Regions from separate parts of the Homo sapiens genome. Here region 2 is linked to region 1. Evidence: read pairs that join two places in POLR2A ChIA-PET (ENCODE). Cell type or tissue: PC-9. All regions are shown on one strand. Links, peaks and the distances in the headings refer to the core of each region. The heading gives the core; the rest is flanking DNA.

Evidence for each region. ChIA-PET counts read pairs that join two places held together with the same protein. Peaks named below come from ENCODE experiments on the same cell type or tissue, not always from the same donor. Only the 100,000 strongest peaks of a DNase experiment are listed, where the experiment ranks them.
Region 2: POLR2A ChIA-PET joins it to region 1 with 14 read pairs; 4 of 35 experiments call an interaction of 5 or more read pairs at or near these places.

What each region holds. Positions count from the first base shown.
Region 1 is chr14:75,457,592-75,460,503 of GRCh38, forward strand. All of the region lies in intron 2 of JDP2 (Jun dimerization protein 2), which reads left to right. Among named protein-coding and RNA genes, the nearest start is that of JDP2, 31 kb to the left of the region's middle. RefSeq lists an enhancer at 1,299-1,847. In PC-9, for the core only: no CTCF peak of the experiment used is centred there; a DNase peak (open chromatin) is centred at 1,680; H3K4me3 peaks cover 423 bases; H3K27ac peaks cover 2,500 bases.
Region 2 is chr14:75,282,723-75,285,634 of GRCh38, forward strand. No RefSeq gene overlaps it. Among named protein-coding and RNA genes, the nearest start is that of FOS, 5.4 kb to the left of the region's middle. In PC-9, for the core only: CTCF peaks have their summits at 1,115 and 1,317; DNase peaks (open chromatin) are centred at 692, 1,039 and 1,419; H3K27ac peaks cover 1,120 bases.

The sequences.
Region 1 (2,912 bases), core at 301-2,800:
GAGATACCAGCCAAGGTTGGGGGCATGGGTGCAGGAAAGGCCTGGGGCTGGGCTTGGAAGCTGGTGGTGGCTGTGGAACTGGGGGCTCTAGGCCTCAGCACACACCCTAAGTTTTTTCCTGGCCTGCTTAGGGCTCATGCAGACTTGCCATAGCTGTCAGGGGCCTGTGCCCCCAAATCTAAACTCTGCCTTCAGCCAGTGTGCTTCTAGGGAAGGCAGGCTCCCAGCTTTGCTGGCCTACTACAAACAGAGAGAAGAGGCCACCCCGGCAGAGAAAGCTCCCGTGAGCGCTGGGGAAAAGGCCATGCAGATGCAAACGGGTGATAAGTCACTTTGTAATGAAAGAATCTAAGCCTGTAGCATCTCTCTCTGGAATCCTGAATTCCATTCATTCATCTGAGTGACATTTGTTGAGCCCCTCCTGAGTGCCACACTCTGTACCAGGTGCCGGGAATGCTCAGGTCCGGTTCTTCAGGCTAGCAGGGAAAACAGGCACCCACACAAACCGACGCTTGTGGTAGGATGCGATGGAGACTCCTACAGTGCTGTAGCAGCACCAAAAAAGCAGCGGATTCTTTTTCTTTTTTAACTTTTAAGTTCAGGGGTATGTGTGCAGATTTGTTATATAGGTAAATTCATGTCACGAGGGTTTGTTGTACAGATTATTTCATCACCCAGGTTCTAAGCCTAGTAGCCAATAATTATTTTTTCTGATCCTCTCCCTCCTCCTACCCTCCACCCTCAAGTAGGCCCCAGTGTGTGTTGTTCCTCTCTGTGTGTCCGTGTGTTCTCATCATTTAGCTCCCACTTATTAGTGAGAACATGCCGTATTTGGTTTTCTGTTGCTGTGGTAGTTTGCTAAGGATAATAACCTGAGCTCCATCTATGTTCCCGCAAAGGACATGATCCTGTTCCTTTTTATGGCTGCATAATATTCTATTGTGTAATATGTACCACATTTTCTTTATCCAGTCTATCATTGAGCATTCAGGTTGATTCTGTGTCTTTGCTATTGTGAACAGTGCTGCAATGAAAATACACATGCCTGTGTCTTTATGGTAGAATGATTTATATTCCTTGGGGTATATACTCAGGAATGAGATTGCTGGATTGAATAGTATTTCTGTTTTTAGCTAAAAGCAGCTGATTCTATCTGGGGAGTCAAAGGACCCTTCCTGGAGGAGGTGATGTTTACTCTCGAGGTTCAGTTAAGAGTTTACCAAGTGGGAAAGGAAGGATATCTCACTCAAGGCTGAGAGGGCCTGGCTGGCTTGGAGAAGGGTGAGACATTTGGACTAGAGGGTGATGCAGGAGGGGATGAACGTGGCTGGAGAGGGGAGGAGGAGCGGCCCCTGACCTGGGCCTCAGCCTGGCCCAGTTGATCTCTTAAACTTTCTTCCAGCTCTGAATCTTTTTGCATTGCTGCTAAAGCAGCTTCTGTCTGCTTCTGACTTTCTGTGGAATAAGGCCCTGTGCAGGATGGGGGTAGGGATTGAAGCCTTGGAGGGCAGAGGTTGGTTGCTCAGGGGAGGACACAAGGCCTTGCAGTACCCAGGCTGCACACATCACCTTGGCAGTTTGTGGGCAAACCCTCCTGGCCGAAGGGAGATTGCACCGCCAGCCACTTCCTCCAGTTCCTTCCCTCTGCCTGTCGTCACGGTTACCTTGGCCTTGTTGGGGGTGAGGTTAAGGTTGGGCGGAATCAATTTCAGCCAGGTTTCTATTTTCCCAGATGCAGGTCAGCCAGAGGAGCTGTCACTTCTGGTTCAGTTTCAAAGAAGGCCAAGGGACTGGGAGGTGCTTGGGTGTGGCGGTGTTGACGAGGCGCCTCTGCAGCTGACTCCCAGGTGGGGTGGGAGTGGGGCAGGGAGAAGCTCAGAGGTGGTGAGGAGGCAGAAAGGGGGCTGCCCTGCCAAGGCCTGTGCCGATGGCCATGGTGCTGGTCTCGGGCCCAGGCGCTCTGTCCTGAGCCCCCAGAGCATGCTGGGAGTGTGCAGAGAGAGGCTGTTTATTTTCCTGGCCTATAGCCCTTTGGGCTGAGACCTTGTTCCAGGCCTTGGGCTGCCAGAGTCACCCCCCACACCCTCCTCCCTGGCTGGAGAAGTGAGAGAGTTGGCAAGCCCAGGACAATCCAACGGCTTCTCTAATGGCCTATGACTCTGGTCTGTCCCCAGCCCAGCTGGTCCTGGGTGTCCTTCAGATTTTCCTGGTAGATCACCTACCAGGTAGGTAGGCAAGAGGCAGCAAGAGGTGCCACATCAAAGTGCTCCTGATGGACTGGGGCTGTAAGGGCTGGTGGTCAGGAGCAGGGTGCTTGAAACCAGAGAAATCTGAGTTTGAATCCTAATCTGCTATTTTGTAGTTGTATGGCCTTGGGCAAATTGAACTATTGAGCCTCAGTCTCACCATCTGTAAAATGGTACAGTAATAGTAACTTCCTCATAAGACTTTGATGGTGAGGATTAAATGACATGTGTTTAAAGCATTTATCAAAGTAGGCAACAAATGGCACCTCTTGTTATTATTACTAATGGAGCAATAACAACAGCAACTTTGATTCGAAGTCTGTGCTAGTGGGCAGTGAGTCTCCTTCTCCCCCATTCCAGGGGTCGTATTTCACGCATGGTGAGTTTATTAACATGTCCTGAGGGAGAAGCAAGCCCGGAGGCTCAGGAGGCCCCTTGCTTGTTCCCCAGGGTCCTTCAGCTCTCCCACAGGTGGGCATCCTGGGGGAAAGGATTAAAGCCAGATGAGGAGGCTGGGGAGACTGTTAGTGACAAGAGGAAATGGATCCCAGCATTTGGAAAGGGCCAAGAAAGGAACATTGGGTATGGAGGAGCGGGGAAGATCTTAAATCCCAACAGAAGGTAAGAGGAGAGGACAAAGATAGTCAAGGAGGTGGGAAGGTGGCA
Region 2 (2,912 bases), core at 311-2,810, 170 kb before region 1:
TTCCTGCTCGTTATCGTATCCAGCAGGCTGAACTGCCTCTTGATACTTGGTTAAAAAAAATTTTCAGGCCGGGCGCGGTGGCCCATGCCTGTAATCCTAGCACTTTGGGAGGCCGAGGCAGGCGGATCACCTGAGGTCGGGAGTTCGAGACCAGCCTGACCAACATGGAGAAACCCCGTCTTTACTAAAAATACAAAATTAGCCTGGTGTGGTGGTGCATGCCTGTAATCCTAGCTACTTGAGAGGCTGAGACAGGAAAATCACTTGAACTCGGGAGGCGGATGTTGCAGCGAACTGAGATTGCGCCATTGCACTCCAGCCTGGGCAACAAGATTGAAACTCTGTTTAAAAAAAAAAGTTTTCACTAATGTGTACATTTTTTTGTACTCTTTTATTCTCGAAAGGGAAGGAGGGCTATTGCCCTATCCCTTATTAATAAATGCATTGTGGTTTCTGGTTTCTCTAATACCATATGCCCTTCATTCAGTTTATAGTGGGCGGAAGTGGGGGAGAAAAAGTTGCTCAGAAATCAAAAGATATCTCAAACAGCACAAATAATGGCTGATCGTTCTGCAAACAAAAAGTTACATAATAGCTCAAGAAGGAGAAGTCAACATGACTCTGAACAAGCTTTAACTTAGAAACTTTATCATCTTAAGGAAGAACGTGACCTTTGTCCGGGACGTCTCTGGTAATGGGGCACTTACACACACATGCACACGTACAAACCACAGGGAAAGGAGACCGCCCTTCTGCCTCTGCTCGCGAGTATCATGCAGGCACCATGCACTATGTTTTCACACACACTGGGTGGAAGAAGAGCTTCAGCGCCAGTCTTCTAATGCTTTGGTGATAATGAAAATCACTGGGTGCTTATGGGGTGTCATATTCAACCGAGTTAAAAGTTTTAATTCAAAATGACAGTTTTACTGAGGTTGATGTTCTCGTCTATGATATCTCTGCCCCTCCCATAAAAATGGACATTTAAAAGCAACTTACCGCTCTTTAGATCACTCCTATATCACACACCACTTGGGGTGCTGTTTCTGCTAGACTTGTGATGACAGTGGCCTTAGGATCCCTGTTTGCTGTTCAAAGGGCAAATATTTTATAGCCTTTAAATATACCTAAACTAAATACAGAATTAATATAACTAACAAACACCTGGTCTGAAATAACAAGGTGATCTACCCTGTAAGGAACCCAGCTGGTGGGCCAGGAGCGGTGGCTCACACCTGTAATTCCAGCACTTTGGGAGGCTGAGACAGGAGGATCACTGGAGTCCAGGAGTTTGAGACCAGCCTGGGCAACATGGCAAAACCCAGTGTGCTTCTGTTGTCCCAGCTACACTACTCAGGAGGCTGAGGCAGGAGTATGACTTGAGCCTGGGAGGGGGAGGTTGCAGAGAACTGATATTGCACCACCACTGCACTCCAGCCTGGGTGACACAGCAAAACCCTATCTCAAAAAAAAAAAAAAAAAAAAAAAGGAACCCAGCTGGTTCCTGTAGGTGTGCAATAATAACAACCAGAGGAAGAAAAGGAAGACGATTTCCCAGATGAAGAAGGGCAGCTGGACCTTCGGACATTGACCTGCTCCTGGGGACCTCAATCATGGTCCCTGTCAGCCCCATGCTTACTCTAGAGGGTGAGCATTGCTTTCCCTTTGACAGCCCTGGCCAAGGCCCAGACACAGACCCTTGCTCTAGCTTATTGCACAGCCCAGTGGAGACCAGGCTGCTACATCAAGATGGCGTTAAAGGTCCAGAAAGAGGAAATCAGAGACCATCGGATCCCCAGGGTTGACATCCCACCAAGCTTCCTGCTGACCACTTTCATGGGCTTGAGAGAAGAAATTCCTTCCTCCTTTCTCCAGCTAAATGGCTCCTTCCAAATCCCTTTTACTCACTCAGGACTGGACAACTCTCAGGGATTATTAACTCTGGGAAATTTTTTGTTTTTGTTTTTTGTTTATTTTTTTTGTTTTTTAGGCAGGGTCTCGCTCTGCTGCCATCTCGGCTCACTTCAACCTCCGCCTCCCGGCTTCAAGTGATTCTCCTGCCTCAGCCTCCTGAGTAGCTGGAATTACAGGCAACTGCCACCACTCCTGGCTAATTTTTGTATTTTTAGTAGAGACAGGGTTTCACCATGTTGGCCAGGCTGGCCTCGAACTCCTGACCTCAAGTGATCCCCCCAACCTTGGTCCCCAAAGTGCTGGGATTACAGATGTGAGCCACCATACCTGGCCTTCAACTTTCTTTTGAAAAAGACTTTGTCGGATTCCTACCCACAAGCTATGGCCTCATGCTAATCTCAATAAAACAACTACCTGCCAGGCGCGGTGGCTCACACCTGTAATCCCAACACTTTGGGAGGCCAAGGTGGGTGGATCGCCTGAGGTCAGGAGTTCGAAACCAGCCTGGCCAACATAGTGAAACCCCGTCTTTACTAAAAATACAAAAAAATTAGCTGGGTGTGGTGGCGGGCACCTGTAATCCCAGCTACTCGGGAGGCTGAGGTAGGAGAATGGCATGAACCTGGGAGGCGGAGCTTGCAGTGAGCTGAGATCATGCCATTGCACTCCAGCCTGGGTGACAAGCGTGAAACTCTGTCTCAAAAAAACAAAAAACAAACAAAAAAGAAAACAACTACCAGAGGGCACCACTATTCAACATTGCTAAAGACATATACATATAATTGAAGGGGATAGAGGCAGAAGTCATTTCCTCATGGGGATTATGTCCAGTTTAGCTCACCAGGATCCCCAGAACTGGCTCAGTGCCTGGCACATGGTACAAGGTTAATTAATATTTTGCCCAGTGGATGAATAAATTCTGTGCTATTTCCATACACAGAAATATATTCCACACATATTCTTTAACTTCTCCTCTCCTGGTCCCTGTTAGTATATTA